Regions from separate parts of the Mus musculus genome. Here region 1 is linked to region 2. A link is a loop called in an ENCODE intact Hi-C map of the cell type or tissue named here. Cell type or tissue: heart. All regions are shown on one strand. Links, peaks and the distances in the headings refer to the core of each region. The heading gives the core; the rest is flanking DNA.

The links. Hi-C counts contacts between places; a loop is a spot of excess contacts. Peaks named below come from ENCODE experiments on the same cell type or tissue, not always from the same donor. Only the 100,000 strongest peaks of a DNase experiment are listed, where the experiment ranks them.
Region 1: it touches region 2 in a loop (7-fold over the local background); 2 of 42 quality-filtered maps call a loop at or near these places.

What each region holds. Positions count from the first base shown.
Region 1 is chr10:73,213,473-73,218,867 of GRCm38, forward strand. It overlaps a transcript of Pcdh15 not described here. Among named protein-coding and RNA genes, the nearest start is that of A330049N07Rik, 130 kb to the left of the region's middle. In heart, for the core only: a CTCF peak has its summit at 2,724; no DNase peak of the experiment used is centred there.
Region 2 is chr10:73,361,694-73,367,088 of GRCm38, forward strand. It overlaps a transcript of Pcdh15 not described here. Among named protein-coding and RNA genes, the nearest start is that of A330049N07Rik, 280 kb to the left of the region's middle. In heart, for the core only: a CTCF peak has its summit at 2,435 (motif pointing left); no DNase peak of the experiment used is centred there.

The DNA of each region.
Region 1 (5,395 bases), core at 168-5,167, 150 kb before region 2:
ATGATCCCAGTACTGGGGAGAGGGCAGCTGCAGGAGGATTACAGCAAATTTAAAGTCAGTCTGGGCAACATAGCATGTACCAGACCAACCAGAGCAATATAATGGGAGTCTGTTTCAGAGAAAACCCAAACCCAAATAGAAACTAAAATGGCAGAGGGGGAGAAAGGAAAGAAGATTCAGATAATGAATGCGGTAATAAACATATATTTTCTAGCTCACATTTGCCCTGAGAGACTGTAATATCATGCTGGAATATAAGGTTCATCCTGGACAGACTTAATTGCTAAAAAAAAGTTTGATTTTAAGGGCCAACACCAGCATAAAAGTCAAGATTACACAACAAATCTGATTTTTTTTCCTCCTATAAACTATAAAAGCAAAGCCTACAAAACAGTTCAATGAGGTAGGAAGTGAGATGTTCAAAAACCAATCTAAAGAATATTTCATTGCTTTGTACAAATGCCATGCAGAGCTCCTTGGTTATTGAGAACCAACTCAGGAGCAAAAGCAAGTCATTGGCAATTGATGTGTTGAATTAGCATGAACTCTTTCAAATAGGGTGAGTTATTTGGATTCCTGATGAAATATTTCCCTGAGTCCAATCACAATAGAGCTGATCTCTTCCTGAATAAATGTTTTCCTTTAGAAGTATAATTTACACGCACCTATAGTTCTCCGAGTGACCTCTGTCTATATCACAGCAACATTAAAGCCATCACCCATTTCATTTTAGATTCAGAGTAGGGAAAATGTATTCTTGAAACAGGTTTGAATAATTGTTGATTGTATTTGAAAATATGCCATTTTGAGAGACCTTTATGTCCCATCAGCTGTTCTATGAGAAAGTGGGGATTGGATAGGATCAGCTTATTGGATGCTTTCCCACGATCTCACATACTTCTACCTATGACACAAATAAGAAAGGAAATCCATGAAAATCTGGACTGTTCTTGTAGATAAATATCTAAAAGTACTTGGATATAGACTTCACTTTGAAGTGTTTCCAGAAATATAACTCAAACCTAGCACATTCCATAGTGATCTAATTAGTTAATTCAATATCCTTCTCAGCATGCACTTAATAAGTCTCTATTATTGCATTGGTTACTAAGCAATAAGCTTAATAAAATGAGTGTTCATGTCAGATCTATATAGTAGTATGTTATCAAGTAAAAAACCAACTAAGCATACAACAGTATAACAAATCAAAGCTTTAATTATTGTGTCTGAGATATTTGCTATCTGGTTGGGATGTGACTAATGTTGAATGTTATCTGTTTTAGTCATCCTCCAAAGTGGCTGGATGAAAATATTATCTTCTCAGAAATGGGATGGGTGAGTGAGGGGGTGGGAGTTATAAAGGCATCACCTTGTGATCGTTCAGGAATTTGCAACTTTAGAACACAAGTTTAACAATGCAGAGCACATGTAAACTATTCTTCCAGTCTCTTCAGTTATAAAAAACCTTAATGGTATCTATCTTTGTCTATTATATTTTTTCATTATTATAAATAATGCCATTTAGAGATAACTGATATAGTGAAAATCCAGGTAAAAGATTCAAAAATAGTATGTGGAGGAGGAGAGTTTTTTTGTTTTTGTTTTTTTTTTGGTATTTTGTTTGTTTGTTTTTGTTTTTGTTTTGTTTTGTTTTGTTTTGTTTTTGGTACAGTAAGAGTGAAATGGGAGGAGCTACCCTAAGCCCAAAGAAGGCAGCTATGTGGATACCTGGAGAAAATGATGTTTTAGAGTTTGAATTAGCTGGAATGTAAACATAAAACTGTATACAAAAATAAAGACTCTTTTGGCTTGCCTACATGAGTTCATCTTGTGGTGTTTAAAATCAGGTCTTGTATATTTATTTGTCTAGTTAGTTATTATCAGTTATAGGGAAAATGTTCTGCTGTTTGAATAAATACTTGGGTTATCTCATTTACAACTGTAATTGTAGTTGCCACCTGTAACAGTTAGAAAGCAGAAATTCTTTCTCATACCCAACTATAACTCAAAGCTCATTAATAAACAGTTGCTCATTCCTCCTCCACCACATAATAAGGGTAGACTATTTGGAAGGCAGACTTGAGAGGGTTTGATAATGTGTTTGTAATCTATTATGAAATGAGGAAAATAATTAAAACATAACAAGACAAAGCATTCCTTCCAGTGATATAAAGATGTAATATTTAATTAAGTAAACCACAGTAACTTACTTATTGATAATTATATTAAGTTCAGAACTATGCTGGAATAAAGCAAAAAGAAATGGGGTTGCATTCCCAACTCTGTTTCTCCATATTACCAAAATTGGATAAGCCTAACTGGAAACTTAAAAGGCCTGCTTTCTGCAAAATATACATTCTTCAGAATTGACTATAATTATACTGTCCTTTCTTCTTCCTTAAGCCTATTTGTAGAATGTAGTGTTTCATAATATGGATTGGATCTAAGGAGATATTTTTCAGTTATTAAAATGGCGCTCTTTTCTACTTAGTGGGTCAGTGTTCCTTGTTCCAAAATGGTGTGGCATGTGTAATAATATTCCTGATCTCCCAATTTTCTGCCACTCTTAATACCCCCTCCAGCCATAGTTTTTACTTATGGGAATGTCAAAGTGAAACGTGCTTGCAGACATGGTATCTATTGATGTCAAAAATTGGTCTTGTTCTCCTTTTTATCCTCAGTCCCATATGGAGGCAATGTTAGGAGATGTAGTATGACTATCAGTCCACCAGATGGGGAAGAACTCTGAGGCATGAACTCGTGAATCACTGGAGTGATTCAGTAATTTCCCAAACCTCATGAATTTCAAGGAGGTAACAGTTGTGCCCATTATGCAAGAACTGTGTTAAAACATAAGTGGCAGTACAGTTAAATAAAAATATTTATGATACATGTCCATTATTCTTGCTTTACATAAAATAAAATTTATGAATTTGAGAACAGTGCCCCAAATCTTCCATCCTGCTGGGAGACCTTCCTGTTGGTAGAGGAAATGGACATTGGAGGCCACCACTCATGAAAAATACATTGAGTCATGAGGATTGGCTAGGGGTGAATCACAGGGCACTGTTGTTTTTTCCTGCCAAAGGACAGCCAATATTAAAATGAAAACTAATATTCTCCAAGAAGCTCACTTTGTTTAGTTTGAGATTTTTTGAAGCTATATTTAAACTCTTCATTTCAAGAATGTTCCCCACTCCTTTACAAGTAAAGTACTTCTAAAACACTGGGTAGGTGTTTTAAGGATCTGCTGAATAATGAGAGGTCAGTATTCCACATCCGTAATCTCTCATGGAGGCAAACATCATTGCTTGGGTTGCACAGGCTTGCAGTCTTTTTCACTAGAGAAATGAATAAAGATGATAACAGGTTTCCTCGCCATTGGGCTCTGATTCTAAGTGTTTAAGTGTTGCTTTTGAGGTAGTAAATGCTCATCCAAGTAGAATATTTCTATATCTGTGTCATGCTCCTCCTACTATAACAAATCAAAGAACCAAAAATGAATGAATATTTTTAAAATTCTTCTTATGCTATACTCAAAATTGCATAATATTTATTACTCATTGGCTCAACAACTAAATAAATTAGCATGTGTTAGTCATTGAGTGTATGCAGAGCATAATTTCATATGTGATAATGGGAGATGCTACAGCTGCTAACATAACTAACTCTGTATGTATACAAATAGCCACATCTCTAAGATATAATAGTTACATATGTAACTTATTGGTAGATTGAACATATACATTTTATAATGTCTACATTATGTTGTAATTTGAAAAATTTGTTGTTGAATAGAGAAGGTATACTAATCTATTATATGATTGAAACTTATTGATATCTTGCTTTGACTAAATGAAGTTTAAACCTAGTCTAGATTTTTAGGGAAAAATATTTCTAGTGTGAACTTTGAAATTTATGACTAGGTTGAAAAGATATGCCCACACAGAAATATTCATGGAAATTAAACCACCAACATAGATAATTTCCAAGACACAGAAACAAAGATGGATAAATACACAGAAATATACTTATACAATAGATCTTCATTCGGTGCTAATATTAGGAATTATCAGGTCTCTGAAAGTCATGTTAAGCACTTAAAAATACATTAATATGCAACCTACTATTCCATCTGTAGGAGAGTGTGGAGAAGACAAAGCTATGGGGACTGTGAGAAGGGACCATGTGCACCAGAGGTAATGTGTAGATATAGCAAAAGGGACGAGCAGGCAAGTACAAGGGACATTTCAAGTCAACCAAGAAACTGTGAACATTTAATGATGCGTTGATGTCTCCTTAAATCTGACCAGATCCTGGTGTTGTGTCATGCCATGATTTAACCTAAGGCAGTTGTGTCCTATGTGAGAACAGATGGAGTATGCTGACCAACAGAACTGTGCCTGTGGGTTACAGGGGACAGATGTAGGGATCACTGCACTTTTGCTTGCATTTGATATAAATTTAAAATTGTCTGAAAATTAAAAATGGACCAATAAATGACTATCAAAGTATGGTGGTCAAGATGGTATAACAAGTACTTCTTGAAAAGCAGTAAAATGAATTTAATATCATATGGACTTCTGCCCAAAGTGTAGCTAAAAACAGATCATTTATTAAATGAAATGGGGTAAATGCTTGGGAAAAAAAAACAAGTCTGTTTCATACAAACCTTATCAGAAAAGCTTTATAAATAAATAAGCTACTCAAATATTTTATAAACAGGAAAATTAAGCAAGTATTAGGAGAGGAAAAATAAATGCTATCCGAGTGTCATGGTTGTTTCTATAATGGATGTGGTCATTAAGTTTTTGAATTTTCTGAGTATGGCATAAACACAAAACAACTGAATAAAATAAATAAGAATTTGAGGAAATGAAAAATCTCTCCAGGGATAATCATAGCAATATGGCAAATCAGCGTCCAAAACACATCTCTGCAAATTATATATTAAATGGATCCAAAATATTGCAGGGAAAACATAAAAATAAACTCACAAAGTCAATCATCTTCATAGCATTCTTTTTAAGGGGACAAAACCTCAGAGAAACTTAACATTCAAATATAAGAACAACAAAAAAGACAGAAGGAATGCATCAGTGGTTAAAAATGTAGATCCCCAAAGTCATGAAAAGAGAGAGAGAGAAAAAAAAAAGCAATCCTAGAAGCCATGAAAAGAAAGCATCTTGATTTGAAAATTTCAGGTCTGAATTTATGATTATAAAACACGTGAGCCAACAGTACATATGCTAAGTACACACATAAACAAATGCTGATTTAGAAAAAAAAAAGAACTGGAAAATCTAGACAGGAGTGATTTTTGAAGTTAGTTGAATGTTCAGACTTCAAGTTCCATCTCACCCTGAACATGTGTTTCATGGCCCAGGTGGGCTTA
Region 2 (5,395 bases), core at 227-5,226:
GGAGTGGGCCCTCTCTCAGTCTCTATTCCCTGCCATTGGATCTCCTTCCCCTATCTAGACTGCCTTGTTGGACCTCAGGGAAAGAGGATTTGCCTAGTCCTTCTCAGACTAGATATCCCAGGGTGGTGTGATACCTATGGAGGGGTCCCCTTCTCTGAGCAGAAGGTGGGCAATGAGGCAAGGTATTTGTAAGGGTGGGACTGGGAGGAGAGGATGAAGGGAGGCTATGATCTGGATGTTCAATGAATAAAAATTAATATATTTTAAAATTCCTACAGTCTTTACAAACTCAAACACATTAAAATTTCAGTCCCTTTAAATAGCCTATTTCTTTTAAAACTCAAAGTCTTTAAAATTTGAAGTCATTCAACTGTGGCTCCAGTAAAATACTTTCTTATTTCAAGAGGAAGAAATCAGAGGATAGTCACAATCAAATCAAGGCAAAAATCAAACTCCTACTGTCTAATGTCTGGGACCCACTCACAGTCTTCTGGGCTCCTCAACAACACTTGGATCACTTCCTTGGCTCTGCCCTCTATAGCGTATATATCTTCTAGGCTCCTGCTGGTTCCACTCCACTACTGCTGCTGTTCATGGTAGTCAGCCCATGGTATTAGCATCTTTAAAATGTTGGGGTTTTCTGTTGCAACTGGGCTGCATTTTCATCAACAGCTTTTCATAGATTCTCTTCATGGTCCCAAGCCTTAGTTCTTTTTATGACCCTTTCAGTCTGGGATTTCAACTGAGGCTATACCTTCACCAATATCTTATCCTGGCCTCTCACAGGATCAAGCCTCAGCTGCTCTCCATAACCCCTTCCTGCCTTCAAATCCAGTACCACCTGCATGACTCTTATACTACCAAGTTTAGCACAGTAAAAGACACAACCTTGGCCACTTATGGAACACAGCTTAAGTGTGCTGAATCTCAGGAAACCTTCCTGGAACATTTCACCTCAACTATGCTGGACTCTTCTTAATACTACTAATATCTCAGCTCCAGCTGACCAGCACTGGTTATCCTAAAAGTTTTCGTTTTAGTAGTTCTGGTAGCTCATTGAGCACCTGATTCTTCTGCCCCAACTAAGCAGAACCACAGAATCTTAAGTCAAAATGGCAAAAGCAAACAGCACTGAGTGTCTTTAAAATTCCCTGATAGTTCACAAGTCAGGTCTCCGTCATCTACACTGTTTTCAACATCCCCAATATCTTTGAACAATATCTTCCAAGCTCCTATAAAATAGATCAATCACTAAGCTCTCAACACTCAATGACTTTCCAAGGGCAAATTTCCAAGGTCTTTCCACAATCTTCCCCCAAAATAACATGGTCAGGTCTGTTAAAGCATTACCCTGCTACACTGGTACCAACTTGTCTTAGAGTTTCTATTGCTGAGAGGAAACACCAAAAAGTAAGCTTGAGAGAACAGAGCTTATATGGGCTACACTTTCAAATATTGATTTTCGTTACTGAAGGAAATCAAGACAGATACTCAAAGAGGACAGGATCCTAGAGGCAAGGAGCTGATGGAGAGATACTGCTTACTAGTTTGTTCCCCATGGCTTGCTCAGCCTGCTTTCTTATAGAACTCAGCATCACCAGTCCAGGAGTGGCAGTACCCACAATGAGCTGGGCCCTTCTCCATTGATCTCTTATTAGCAAAATATCTTACAGCTGGATCACATGAAGGAATTTCCTTAACTGAATCTTCTTCCTCTCTGATGACTTTACCTTGTGTTATGTTGACACAAAATCAGTCAGTATATTTACCTTATCATACAAAATATTATTCCCCAAAACATAGCATAGGAAGTGCTACTTACAACTATTCTCTTATAATTCAGTATTTAGATACACAAACAAAAGATAACTTTATACGTAAGGAATCACGTTTTACGTACACTGGAATGTTGAAGTCACCATCTAGTGTTCATCTAGTGTTCTATGATCCTGCCTGCTGTATCTCCTGTAAAATAGCAAGGGGACATTTCTACAGAATATATTTCTAGTGCACAATAGACACGCTAAGCAATTTAGTACAATCTAAGTATAATACACATCTTATAATCTTAAGATCTTTTAAAAGGTTTTAAGTATGTATTTTCAGTCTCTGCTTCATGTGACATTTATAAACCTTTCAAAAATATTTTAAGGTTTCCAAACATTGATTAAAATATGGCTTAGGGGGTGGTTCTAGGAAGTCAAATGAAGGAACAGTGAGAGATATAGCCTAGAAGAGGTGCAGGAAAGGGTTGGGAACACTTTTTATTCTGAGAGAGACTAGAGACTGGAATTAAATGAGAAGAATCCAAGCATCAGGTTAAATACATAGCAGACTACATTTGAACACCCCCTTCAGCTGTTGCCACATGTGACTGTCAATACACATTTGTAGATCAGTGACCACATAAGAGAAGTTAGAGTAGAAGTGACATCTGGTGGTCAATTCTGATTGTCAATTAGATGGAGTTTAGTATCATCATGGAAACAGATCTCTGAGTAGGGTTGTGAATTTATGGATAACATTAATAGAGGAGTGAAGACCTACCCTATTGTGGGCGGCACCATCTCCTTGTTGAATAATAAAGAGAAAGTGAGGTGGAAACCAGCATTCATTTACTCTCCATTGGGTCGCATGCAATGTCTCCTGGCATATCAAACTCCCCATCAAAATAGAATGTGCTTGGAATTCAAAACCAGATTAACTTTTTCCTATCTAAAAATGCATTTGTTAGACATTTATCCCAACTACAGAAATTTAACTAAGAAAGGTTTTCATTGAAAAGAGTCAAGATGTTAATAATTACCTCCTGATCTCTTGCATATGGATTCAGAGAAAATGAGGAACTGTGGTCAAAGGCTGAAAAGAGGGAGTTGAGTCTTCTCAAAGGCATCATGGATCATAAAAAAGGAGGCATCTCAGCACGTCTTGATTATAAAACACATGGGGAAAATTAAGAAAGTGTTTTATAGTAACAACAAAGATACTGGAAATAAAAGAGATGAAGCTCTTAAGAGAAAGGTGAATTCTTCATCAATTTCTTGCCTACATATAAAGGAGGAATAAGGACGAATAGATGATATTTCCATAGATATTAGTAAGAAACCGTGGGATAAGTGATGCCTAGAGATGAGTCACTTGGGTAAAATATAACGTGTAGATGTATTAAGGGAATCCTCAATCTCTTTACCAGGCTTTTAGTGTGTGCTAAGTGCTGATCCAACTGTTTTATATAAATCTTCCAAAAGAGAAAAGAATGTTAATAGAATAATAGTGTGATTGCTGCTGGGAATATGCTATCCTTGTGACATCATGACATCACAGCAACGCACTGCCTCACAGCCTTCGAGATGGACTGCCATGCTCATACCTTCTGCTCAAGAATGTACGATAAGATTTTTACTCTTACCTTATGGGGATGTTTGCTTCACGATCAATAAGATTTAACTTGGTCTCTAATTGCTGCCAAATCTTCTTACCTGCATAGATTGCTTGAAGTTTATTATCACCTTCCAACTTCACCAGAATTTGATGCACCTGAATGGACCTTTCTAGATGCTTCTCTTACATTCTTAACATGTTAGTTTAGAGCAGTTCTTTTCAGGTAGTTGTAGAAACCAAAATCTTCCTGGTGGATTCTTGGATATTTTTTCTCTTGTACATAGTACATACACTCTATCAACAAAAATGTGCCAATCCTGATTTCAGAATATAACAGCCTCTCTCATTCTGAACTCCTGGTTACTGTAAGCACCCACTCAGATGAGAATGATAACCTAATTATTTTCTTTACTTTCCCTGACGCTTTTATATCCCTAACAGGGTATCTGGAGTAGAAACCTATTAATCCCCAAATGAAATTACATGATTTTTCTGATGGAAACCCCGCAGTGGCTAACTATGCCACTGATTAAAAGCCACAATCAGCACAGTGGTTTGCACAACCCAGCTCATTTGCCATTATCCATTGGCTCTTCTCCCTCTGCCTTCAACAGGCTGTGTGATGCTCCTGGAACACTGACAGACCTCTATACACAGAAATCAGAGTTATTGTCCTTCTCTCTGGAAGCCTTTTCTTTCTGGTATCAATGTGGCTTACTTGCATCCTTCTTACAGATATCTGAATGTGACATTTGTGATAAATATCCATCTGTCCACCCTATTTAAAATAACATACCTACATTGTCTGCCAGCACTTTATTTTCTCTGTGGTCCTCATATACAATTCAATATATTTAGTACATTAGCACAGTGGTTTTGTTTAGTTTCTTACATAAGAATTGTCATGAACTGTAGACTTAATCTTTTTTGGCAACCATACCAAGAACACACGAGAAAAAAAAAATTGTATGTTCAATGATTGTTTTCCAAATTGCAAGAGTGACTGTTGTTTGCTCTATGTAAATGCTTGGCTTCTGCTTACTGCCAATGTAAGTTGATCTGGGTTAGGTACTTGTCACAACACCTGCCAATTGACATATTGTGTAATGCCCCAGAACTTGAAGAATGTTATTTCTCTAAAAATAGATTAGAGGAATAAAGCTGTGCCTTTTTTTTCCAGCATTTTGAACTGACAACTACAACAATCTTGAGAGAGATATTGGAAAGTAAGCCAGGAATGTCATTATATGATAGGAGTGAGGAGCCTCTGTAAAAGACAGAGGCTTCTGGAGATGAAAAAAAACAACGCTTTGTTGGGAGTGTAGGAATGTAAGTCAGTGGGTAGAGACCTAACTTTGCCTTCATGAGGATCATATCAACTACAACACACACACGCACACATATACACACATACACACATGCACACACACACACACACTCACATTCAAGGTACACACACATATTCCACATGCACACACACATGCATAAGCACATGCCTACAACACACACACATACACACACACACATACACATTCAAGGTACGTACACATATTCCCACATGCACACACACACACATGCACAAGCACATGCATACACACACACACACAAACCAAACAAATTCACAAACTTAAACACACACACACACACAAGTACATGCACAAGATACAAAAACATATTCTGTGAGGAGAAAGCCAACATGTTGGAGACGATCAATACATATCTGTTTCATAAAGTTGTAGAAGGCATACATCTTCACCTGACTAAACTGAAAGTATCCTCAAATTTTGTAATTTACATTAAATGTTTTCAAGAGTTTTTCTAAGCTGGCTCTGATATCAAATTCCATTATTTAACTGCCAACTTTAAATGTGTAAAGATCCAAGAAGATACTTAGATAACACTTTGTTAGAGCTGCCCAGTATTGGGAATCACTTTGATCTATCCTGCTTGAATGCAGGGATTTTATGGAGTTGGTTTTCATATTTCCAACAGAAGCTTTGGAAATCAGGTTGTA